Linked DNA regions of Homo sapiens: region 1 is linked to region 2. Evidence: chromatin loops called from intact Hi-C (ENCODE). Cell type or tissue: breast epithelium. All regions are shown on one strand. Links, peaks and the distances in the headings refer to the core of each region. The heading gives the core; the rest is flanking DNA. Region 1 has its middle 12 kb from the start of LINC02698. Region 2 has its middle 73 kb from the start of CADM1.

Evidence for each region. Hi-C counts contacts between places; a loop is a spot of excess contacts. Peaks named below come from ENCODE experiments on the same cell type or tissue, not always from the same donor. Only the 100,000 strongest peaks of a DNase experiment are listed, where the experiment ranks them.
Region 1: it touches region 2 in a loop (17-fold over the local background); 1 of 110 quality-filtered maps calls a loop at or near these places.

Annotation. Positions count from the first base shown.
Region 1 is chr11:115,644,345-115,649,719 of GRCh38, forward strand. No RefSeq gene overlaps it. Among named protein-coding and RNA genes, the nearest start is that of LINC02698, 12 kb to the right of the region's middle. RefSeq lists an enhancer at 1,190-1,830. In breast epithelium, for the core only: no CTCF peak of the experiment used is centred there; no DNase peak of the experiment used is centred there.
Region 2 is chr11:115,574,383-115,579,757 of GRCh38, forward strand. It overlaps the pseudogene RPL12P46. Among named protein-coding and RNA genes, the nearest start is that of CADM1, 73 kb to the left of the region's middle. RefSeq lists an enhancer at 1,573-2,772. In breast epithelium, for the core only: no CTCF peak of the experiment used is centred there; no DNase peak of the experiment used is centred there; H3K27ac peaks cover 1,446 bases.

The sequences.
Region 1 (5,375 bases), core at 49-5,048, 70 kb after region 2:
CTGCCCAAGGTACTCTGTAAATTGATCAAAGACCCTGGAATCCTTCCATTCTGGGTCAGCTGGGAGCTCTGCTAACTGGCAGCTCCCCATACCAAACCCTAGAAATAGCTTATCTGTAGGAAGCCCAAGTTTTCTAAAGTTATTAGAAAATTGCTGGCTCTTACTTTTGACCAGATATCATTCTGCCCTTCTGCTTCTCTCTTCTATAAATCTGGGTAAATGGGACACTTTTGTTCTTAGAGATCTCACTCTATCCCAAATGGCCACTGAAATATTGACAATTCATCCCATTGAAGATCAGGGGCTTATTTCTAAATGGGAACTGCCAGGATCTTCTGCAGGTTGGATGAAAGCCCCTGTCCAGATTTGAAAGTGGATCCCACGTTCTGCAGGGAGAGCTTCAGATTCATCCTCACATTGAAGACAAATGACTTTCCCTGCAAGCGTCCAGGTTTCCTGCACCATCTTAGGTCTGTGTTTAATTTGCTGCATGTGTATGGAGAACACACAGGGTACACGAGCCTATCCTAGGGCCTGTGGATTGGAGAAAGTGGAACAAGAAAAAGACCTGGTCCCTGCCCTGGGGTTGCTTATGATCTGGTTGGATTGACAAATAGCTCTCTTTCCCAGCTGTTCCTGATTTGGTTCCAGCCTCAGGGCTCCTGAAGGGCATTTTGCAGCAGTGAAGCCCAGGGGTCGCCCAGCTGAGAACCACATTTCCTTTCTTTTGGCAGGAGCCGGCAGCTTCCACATGGGAGCTCAAATCTCAATGAAAACAAGAAATCTGATGCCTCACTGACAACTCATTTTCTCAACCTTCATTCTAGGGAAAGGCGACTTTGTGTTCCAGCTGCCATATTGTAGCTGCAACCCCTGATGCACCATCAATTAAAAACAGCAATAATTATGCATGGGAAAAAGCCACAGATAATAGGCTTCCATTAGATTAAGTAGTTATATGAATAAAAAAAATACAACCTATACTTCGGCTAATTAAACCCACTCACCATCTGATTAAGATGTGTTGTGAGACCATGGAAAACTACCAACCACTAACTGTAAGTAATCCGGCACAGATGGGAATTAATAGTACATTCCCTGGTTTAGAGATAATGGATCTCCATAGAGGTTGATCAGAATCATTAATAAGCATCGACAGGATGGACAGTACAAAACAGCTGGTGCCTAATGTTGGGGTGGAGCAGGCCATGTTCTTAATTCCACTCCACCTACTGAGATGAGCCGGAAGACGGATAGATGTGCTGAGACGCCATCAGAGCTGAGGTTCTACGGGAGTTCTGGACTTGCTGCCTGGGCTCGAGGGAGCTGAAAAGGAATCGGGACCCAACCAAAGGGTGGGAGTTGGCCCCGCTGCTCGGCTTTGCAAGGATCTACTCCAAGGGTAGCTAGAACCAAAGCTTCCGCTCTCCGGGAAGGCAGCCTGCCCGTTACCCAGAGAGGCTCTCTCCTAGGGGCGTGGCTTGGGTTACCATGGGAACCAGGCCTGGTTGACATATCCCAGGGCTGCTGTTTTGGGGACTGAGAATTCAGGGCTAGTCCCAGAAATAACGCCTGGGAGTAGCAGCTGTGGGGAGAGATACGAGCGTGTCCGCTGCGTGGGGAGTGCGGAGGGGATCCGAGGGAGGTGGCCGGCCAGAGCGCCCTAGGACACAGTGTTCCCAATGTCCGTTTAGAGCTACTCTCCAGCCTCCAGCTTCTGTCCTTAGGAGCAGCTGCGAGGAGAGCACCCGGGCCCTGCCTTCTAATTACCACTAATTAGGTAAATGCGGAGACGCCTCTCTCTCCCTCCCCCGACCTACAAAGGCAACTGAGAGACACACAGAGAGGTCACACACAGCCGTTTCCAAATGGAGACAGGCAAGGGTGATGTGGCCTGAATACCAAGCAGCCGCTGCCCAAGGGAAGGGGAGCGGGGACAGGGCAGGAGGCTTCTGAGCGTGTGGCCCCTAGCTAGGGAGGCACCGAGGCGGGAGAGGGAGCCCAGGCCACTTTCCCAGCCTGGGTTCCTGGCTCCCCCGCCTTGACTGTGCAGGGGTGTCTGGTTGAGGAGGGAAGTCCTAGATCAGTCCCCAGTCCCAGTCCTCGGAGGGTTTGCTCTTTCTGGAAGTCCTTGGCTCAGGATCCTTGGACTTGTCTGTGGGTTTGGTTCTTCTCCTGGTTGTCTGGATGGGAGGGGAGGGGCCTAGGCTTGCTGGGGCTGTGTGTAGGGTCAAAGGCACTATGGATCCTAATGGAGAACCTCAGGGCAAAACCAACAGTACTGCCATACCCATGGATGTGGTGCAGGTTCGGTTCCAAACCATAGCAAAGCAAATATAGCAATAAAGCAAGTCACACAAGTTTTTTGGTTTCCCAGTGTGTATAAAAGTTATGTTTGCACTATAGTTGATTAGGTGTGCAATGGCATTATGTCTAAAAGAGCGTATACCTTAATTTTAAAATATTTTATTGATAAAAATGCTAACACAGAGACATGAAGTCAGCACGTGCTGTTGGAAAATGGCACTGATAGACCTGCTCAATGCTGGGTTGCCACAAACATTCAATTTGTAAAAAAATCTAACCTGCGGAGCATAATAAAGCAAAGTGCCATAAAAGGAGGTCTGCCTGTGGTTTTTTATCTTTTCCTTGGGCTGTGGGTGGGGGCCAATACCTGTCCCTGAAATAGGTATGGAAGCTCACCTATTTTAAGTTTGAGGCAATACATTGGCTTAAAGGGTTTTGTTTTTGTTTGTCTTCATTTTTATTTTTAATAGGTATCACTTCCTTATCTTACCCCTAACCTCATAAAGCTGGTGGTGTAAAGGGAATGGCCATCCCATTTTTCAGATGAAAAACACTGAGGCTGGCTGATCTCATCTTGCAGAGGTCAGCCCACACTCCCCTCTCTGAGAGTGTAAAACATAACATAACAAAACAAAACAAAACAAAACAAAACTGAGGCCAAGAGTGGGGATGTGGCTGGGTGCTGGTTCTTTTGTTTTTGTTTTTGTTTTTCTTTGAGACAAGGTCTCGCTCTGTCAGGCTGTAGTGCAGTGGTGTGATTGTGGCTCACAGCAGCCTCAACCTCCTGGGCTTAAGCGATCCTCCCGCGTCAGCCTCCCTAGTAGCTGGGCTACAGGTGCTTGCCAGCACACCCAGCTAATTTTTGTATTTTGTGTGGGAATAGAGTTTCACCATGTTGCCTAGACTGCTCTTGAACTCCTGGGTTCAAGTGATCTTCCAACCTTGGCTTCCCAAAGTGCTGGGATTACAGATGTGAGCCACCACGCCCAGCCTCGTTCATTTTGACATCATAGTCAAAGCAAAAACCCAAAGTATCTGAAGTTCTAGGCAATCTACTAATAATCCATAATGTTCAGAGAGATATTGCCTTTTTTTTTTTTTTTTGAGATGGAGTTTCGCTCTTGTCACCCATGCTGGAGTGCAATGGCACGATCTCAACTCTCTGCAACCTCCGCCTCGCGGGTTCAAGCTATTCTCCCGCCTCAGCCTCCCAAGTAGCTGGGATTACAGGCATACACCACCATCCCTGGCTAAGTTTGGTATTTTTAGTAGAGATGAGGTTCCACCATGTTGGCCAGGCTGGTCTCAAACTCCCGACCTCAGGTGACCCGTCCACATTGGCCTCCCAAAGTGCTGGGATTACAGGCGTGAGCCACCACACCCGGCCTTGCTTTAGTTTTAAGTTGTGGGAGGAAAACATGTTTGTTTGTTTGTTTTTAAATATTCAATTATTACAAAAGAGTTTAAAAAGTCTTTGAAAAATGTTCCATGTTTGTACAAGCACGTATGTTTATCTATATGTCTTTTCCTCAAGACATATACGTTATAATATTTCTAAGAAAACTATAATGCTGCTTTACAACTTTACTTTTTCATTTGTCTATTATACTTTTATTACCTGTTACAGTTTACAAAATGCTTTAATTCTCACATTAACCCATCAAGTTAAGTGAGATGGGCATTATTTTTATTTATTAATTTTAATTTTTATTTTTTTGAGACGAGGTCTCATTCTGTCACCCAGGCTGAGTGCAGTGGTGGGATCATGATTCACTGCAGCCTCAACCTCCTGGGCTCAAGCGTTCTCTAGCTTCAGCCTCTCTATCAGCTGGGACTGTAGGCATGTCCTCATGTCCAGCTTTTTTTTTTTTTTTTTTTGGAGAGATAGGATCTCACTATGTTGCCTAGGCTAGTCTTGAACTCCTGGACTCAATTGATTTGCCCACCTTGGCCTCCCAAAGTGCTAGGACTACAGGTGTGAGCCTCGTGCAGTGGCCAGAATGGGCATTAGTATCTCTAGTTTTCAGGCAATGAAACAGATTCAGAGAGGTTAAGTCATTTGTCTACTGTTACACAGCTGTTTATTGCTAGAGTCAGAACTCCAACCTGGGTATTTTGGATTCAAGTCCAATACTCTGTGTTATCTGGTTGAATCCCCACAACAACTCCATGGGATGAGCACTATTATTTCCCTCCTCAGTTCACAGACGAGGAAACTGAGTGACAGGCAGCTTAAATAACTTGCTCAGGGTCATCCTGCTAGGAATGATAGATGCTGGGGTTCAAACCTGAGTCTGCCTCCAGAGTCTTCAATCTTCACTTCTACACCACACTGTCACTTCCTCTGTGCCAGGAACTACTAGACGCTCTTCATGTATGTTTAGCTCCTTTGATCCTCACGACAACCCTGTATCAGGTACTAATGACAACATTGCACCACAGGCTCCTTCACCAATGTCCCAAGCTCAGAAATAAGGCATCTCCCCACAGTGCTGGGAGACTTCCAAGGCCACAGGACCTACCGGGATATGGAGCAAATTTATGAGTGGGGCAAAAGGAACACCCAGGCAAATCTTAGTAATAATAACACTAAAGATGCTACTACTACTAACGCTAATAATAATACAAGCTATCAATAAGTTAGTGCTTACATACCAGGTCTGGGCTAAAGGCTTTACATATTATACCTCTTTGTTTCATTTTTATAACAACCCTGTGATGGAAGGATTGTCATCCTCATGTTATAGATGGAGAACCTAAGGCTCAGAGAGGTTCAGTGTCATTCCTCAGGTCACGCAGCTTTTAAGTCGAAGAGCCAAGATTGGCCCCAGGCCTATCTCATCCTGAAGCCTGGCTTTGTTTCTGCCCAGCCTGTATCTTGTTTTTCCAGACCAGTTGGGGCATCAGCATCTTCTTTCTTTTTTAATTCCAAGGCTTGGGACAACTTCAGCTGCCTGCCTGGGGAGGAGTGGTCAGTCTATGGCGATAGCCTCTTCCATTTCAGAAGAATAATGGTTCCTGTCACGGATCCAATCTGCTCCCAACTCTCCTGTAAAAGCAGCCCCCTA
Region 2 (5,375 bases), core at 147-5,146:
GAACAACACACCCTGGGGCCTATGGGGGGAATAGGGGAGAGAGAGCATCAGGATAAACAGCTAATGGATACTGGGTTTGATACCTAGGTGATGAGTTGATCTGTGCAGCAAACCACCATGGTACACCTATGTAACAAACCTGCACATCCTGCACATGTACCTCAGAACTTAAAATTCAGGAAAAAAATAAACAAATAAATAAATAAATAAATAAGCTTTACAGGTGTGGTGGCTCACACCTGTAATCCTTGCACTTTGGGAGGCTGAGGCAGGAGGATTGCTTGAGTCAGAAGTTTGGATCAGCCTGGCAATACAATGAGACCCCATCTCTACAAAAAATTCTTTAAAAATTTAAAAAAGAGAAAAAAGAAAGAAAAAACTTTATAGGCGAGTATATTAAAGAGTACTTTTCCCTCCCTGCTCTTTGAACAAGGGGTCCTGAATTTTCATTTCCCACTTGGTCCACAGATTATGCAGCTGGCCCTGGCTGGGAGCCTTGGGCAAATTACCCAACCTTAGTTTCTTTATCTGCAAACTGATGAAAAAGATGAAGACAGTTAATATATATAAAGGGCTTTCCATAGGGCCCAGCAAAAGTCATGCTATGTGTTTGCCACTGTTATCAGAAAAGTAACTGTGTGGCTGAATCTGGAGGTCAAGGAAGGACCAGAGGGGTGGTGGAGAGAAGATGGGAAGAGTTTGGAAGACTAGAGGTCTGGAAAAGGGAGATGCATGGTTCTAAAGGAGCCACAGGTAGAAAAATGAGAAATTGGCTTTAGGGATCAGGCTTTTTAAACTTAAGGGTTTGCTAATGAAACAGTTCTAGGTGATGACAAGATCCAGGGTGTTGCCATGGAAGTGGGTCACTTAAATGAAATGAAGGTGAAATTTGTCGGTCGCGAAGGAAATCAAGAAACTGCGAGTTCAAGTTATTAGATGAGGCACCTGCTTGGAAACTGAAGCCATTTGGGATGATGACAGAGATTTGGGTGGGAGGAAGACAAGTGCTAGCGGTGGAAGTTCTGTAGGAATCTGCGAGAGTGACTGAGGTCAGCAAATGGCTTCAGTGGGACTGAGAAGAGTGTGGCAAAGGGAAGAGCAGTTGGATGTTGGAGCTCAAAAGAGGAGGAGCAATTGAACGGAGCTGTTTGTTTCAACATGAGGTTTTGCTCCAAAAGGCTGAAAACAATAGCAGCCAACATTTAATATAGAAAGTACCAAAAGCATATCCTTGATCCCAAAGGCAAGTAGAATGAAGCCCAGGACTAATAGGAAAACACCAAGCCCTGATTGGTAGGTAATAGGGTCACAGACAGAAATGTGAGCCAAAGATCAAAGAACAGCAAAGCAGAGGAAGCATGGGAACACAGAGAGTTGGGAGATAAGTGGGGAGAGGTCCAATAATTGGATAAGGCCATCAGACTAATAAGGGATCCAGTTAAATGTCTGGTCATCCTGCTGGCTACAGACATTGTACACAGCGTCTGGGAGCCTGGAGGAGCTGTGGAAAGTCCATTTTACCTCTGCCCCGCAGCGGGCATCCCTTGCCGCCAAGTTCTCTGAAGGCAAGCAGCCCACCTCCCATCAATGAAATGGTGAGCAAGTGATAAAAACATGTCCAGAACATTTCTCTGTCTAAATCAAATTGTAGCTGGTCTGAGTGCTCGCTTCAGCAGCATATCCACTAAAACTGGAATAATACAGAAAAGATTAGCCAAAAAAAGAATTATAACTGGTCTGACACCCCCGAGGTTGCCAATGTCTGCATGTTTTCAGAATATTCTCACATAAAAAACAAACAAACAAAAAACAGCAACAACAAAACTTGGGCTTCTCAGGTCTCAGAAGGTGGAAGTGAGGTGTCCTCTGTTTGGTCCTGTCTATGATGCTCTTGGCTGTGCTCCTCATCCAGGTCCACACAGGTGAACTGATACCATGGAGACTCCCAAGACCATGGCCTGGGTGCTCAATCCTCACGGACACCCATGGAGCCCTCCAGAGCCACCTGATCCTCCCTCCTCAGAAGATCTGCATTCCCTGGGGTTCAGGTATCTGCCTCGATGGAAACCACAGGCCTCTTCCTTCTCCTCCTTTCCCTTCCTGAGTATCTGGCTATCCTCTTCAGGGTCAGAGGTAGGCCCTCCTCCTCAGCCAGCCCTTTTCATTTCAAACCCCACACTACACACCCACCAGGTTTCTCCCCTATATGTCAAACCGCATTTAATCGCTTGGTCGTTCCCGAGTTTAGCAAAAATAATGGCATCTGGCAACTTCTCCTTTGTTCTATGAAACAGAGGTAAATGTTATTAACCGAATAAAGAAACTTAGACCTCAAGGACACAAAAACCTGGAAGAGAGATAGAAGGAGGGGTGGGGAGGAGGAAAGGAAATACCTTTCGTGCCTTTGTGTTGAGCCTACTGCAGAGAAAAACAAGACACAGGTAATTTCTGAGTCAGTTATTCTGCTCCATTAAAGTCTCAATAAATTGCCTTGCTATAATGCAAACTCTCTGGAATGTGAGCATGGTCTTTGGTAGATTCAGGATTCACCCCTGGAGGGGAGCATAATGAAGACATGGAACTAGTTAGGTGTCCCAGAGGCCTGTCATGGTGGCTGGGGGAAGATGTCTGAGTCTGAGACAGGAGCTGACCAGGCCTTGGGCATCTGATCCCCCAGAGGAGCCAAGTTCTCACTGTGCCCAGTGACCTTCCCGCAGTTCCTCAGAAAATGACATTAAGCCCAATCACATGTGTTCAGGCATACAAATGGATATCAGAAAGCATTTGCCTGAGGTTGGGGGTGAAAAAGAGAATGTATTTCTGAGCCAAATACAATAAGCAAAGTGTGCAAACCTTCTCAGGATTGCTTATTAGCCAAGGGAAAAGGGAGTTAGGGAGAGTGATTGGGGAAGGAGATGAGGCTGGGAGTCCTGCAGCCACAGAATCTGAGCAGATCCTGGTCTTTGCTCTCATTTCAGGTAACAAGATGGAAAAGTTAGAGCCCTTTTATTATTTTTTTTTTTTAATGAAGAAAACAGCCCTCTTGGGTTTCTCACTCCCAGTTAACACTCACCACACTACCTAAGCTCTTAACTCAGGGCCAGGGTCAGGGAGAAACTCTGAAAATAATAGCAATGGCTGCATTTTGCCCAGAAGCCACATCTTTTTTCTTTGTGCTTTCCTTGTTTTCGCCTCATTCATTTCCAGAAGTGGTAGCAGGTCCATGCTTTTTGTTTTCGGTGGCTGTGTGTGTGTGTGTGTGTGTGTGTGTGTGTGTGTATGTGTGTGTGTCTTACAACCCTGGCAAGGGGCATAAGTAAGAAAATCAATATTTGTTTCAAATGTGAAATTTACAGGAAGGGCCTGGGGGAGGAGAGAGAAGTTGAGGCAGATGACTGGAATGCTCAGAAAAGAGGGGCCTTTTTGGAGGATGGCCAGCCATCCCCTGAGAGAGGAGCCCACCTCTGAGGGAGGGGCTGTCCTCCAGCTGCTCAGGCAACAGACTGAGGCCTCGCTCGGGGAATGGCTTCATGGAGGGCCAGGCTGAGACTGTGGTGCAGGGGACCACGGGCAGGAGGGGAAGCTAGGAGTGAGGCTGGTAGGTGGACTGGGTGGGCCTAAAGGATTTCTTTTAGGGAAATGGTGGGGACAGCTGTGTACTGCCCTGGAAATATTGCTTTTGATGAGATTGTCAACATTGCTTGACAGATGCACCACCAATCTTTAGCCAGATAATTCTCTGGAACCATTAAAGATACCCTGGGGACTGTCCAGTCTGTGGGCTGCAGTGTTGACGGCTGCCACCCTAATGACATCAAAGACAACATCGATGGCGGCGCAGAGGAGTGCCCAGCTAGGTAAAAAGTACAAAGGAAAATATTTCGATAAAGGACCATTTGACAACTAGTAACATAAATAAATACATAAATAAATAATAATTAAGTAAATAAACTCACTCCCCAAGGGATAAAGTCACACTAGTGCCAGGGCAGGCTCAACATCCAAAGCTGGACCTTACAGACCATGGAGATTCTTAACTTCAGTTAGGAGGCAGGGCTTTGCTTCAGGGAGGTTCCTATACTTTGTCACAGGACCTCCTGCAGTGACTCAGCTACAGAGATGGCTACAGTCCTTGAGGGAGAGGCAGAGAAAGCTGGCAAGAGTTATGTAAGATGGTGGAACCCTGGCCATGTGGATGAAGATTCAGGGCCATTCTCTAGCCCCAGACTCTACCAGGGAACCAAAGCAGGAGCCCACTATGCTGTCTGGGCCATCATGAGTGGGGCCATCTGAACCTTGGTGAGTACCTAGGTCACCCAAGCCCACTAGATGCTGAACTGAAGATAGCAAAATTCAGACCGTGCCTCCTTGTATAGATGGAGCTGTCACACGCCCTATGCTGGGGTCAGCTTCTACTCAGAGTCTAGGAGAGTGTGAGCCTGCAGACGAAAGGTCCTTGAGGCCTACAACCGAATGGGACTGAAAGCTAGCAGGGGCTGAATAGACCCAGGGAGAGAGAAGGATGGGGAAACCAGCACACAGTGGCTCTTGCCATGAGGAAACAGCAGGAGACCAAGCTGCCTCTGCAAGTGGAGGAGAAGAGTATGGAGCAGAGCCACAGCCATGCAGAGCTCTGCTGCCAGCTGACCTTGGGATCCTCCGGAAATAACCCAACCTCCATGCACCCTAGTTTCCTTATCTTGGGGAAATCATATTTTATAGATAAAAATCTCATCTACAATGTAGGCTTATAAGAAATACTCTAAAAACTTCTTTAAATCAACTGGAACCCAGTTCTTGGTTCATATTCTTCTAAGCAAGTGGATAATTATTTCATCTTAGTCATTGAGGAGACTCCCCACCCTAGGGCTGTGCAAAGGTCCTGGGATCTTATGCAGTGCAGAGGCATCTGGAAGTCTTTTATTCATCCGGTGACTACTTTTTGACATCTGCTTGAACCAAACACTGTTCCCGGCACAGAATGTATGAGCAAAAGAGACAGAGTCTCTGTTCTCAAGAAGTTTACGTTCTGTAGGGGATGGTAAGAAAGGGGAGGTGTGTGTCCATGTGGTATGTATCAGATGGGGGTAAGGCAAAAGATGTGTAAACAAATGAATCAACCAATAAATATAATGATTTCAGGGAGAGGCAAATGTGGTTTTGCAGAACCCAATATATAACATACCTGTTCCCAGCCTGTGTTCTGAACGGTTGGAGAGACAGATATATGAGTCAGACAGTGGATACCCAAGCACCATGGCTAATCACAGCTAGGTTGGAGGATGTGGCTCCAGCCCACGGTTGGAGTGCAGCAACCATGAGCTTCATGGCACTGTACCCTGGAATTAGGCAGATTTGCACATCCAGTTTTAGGC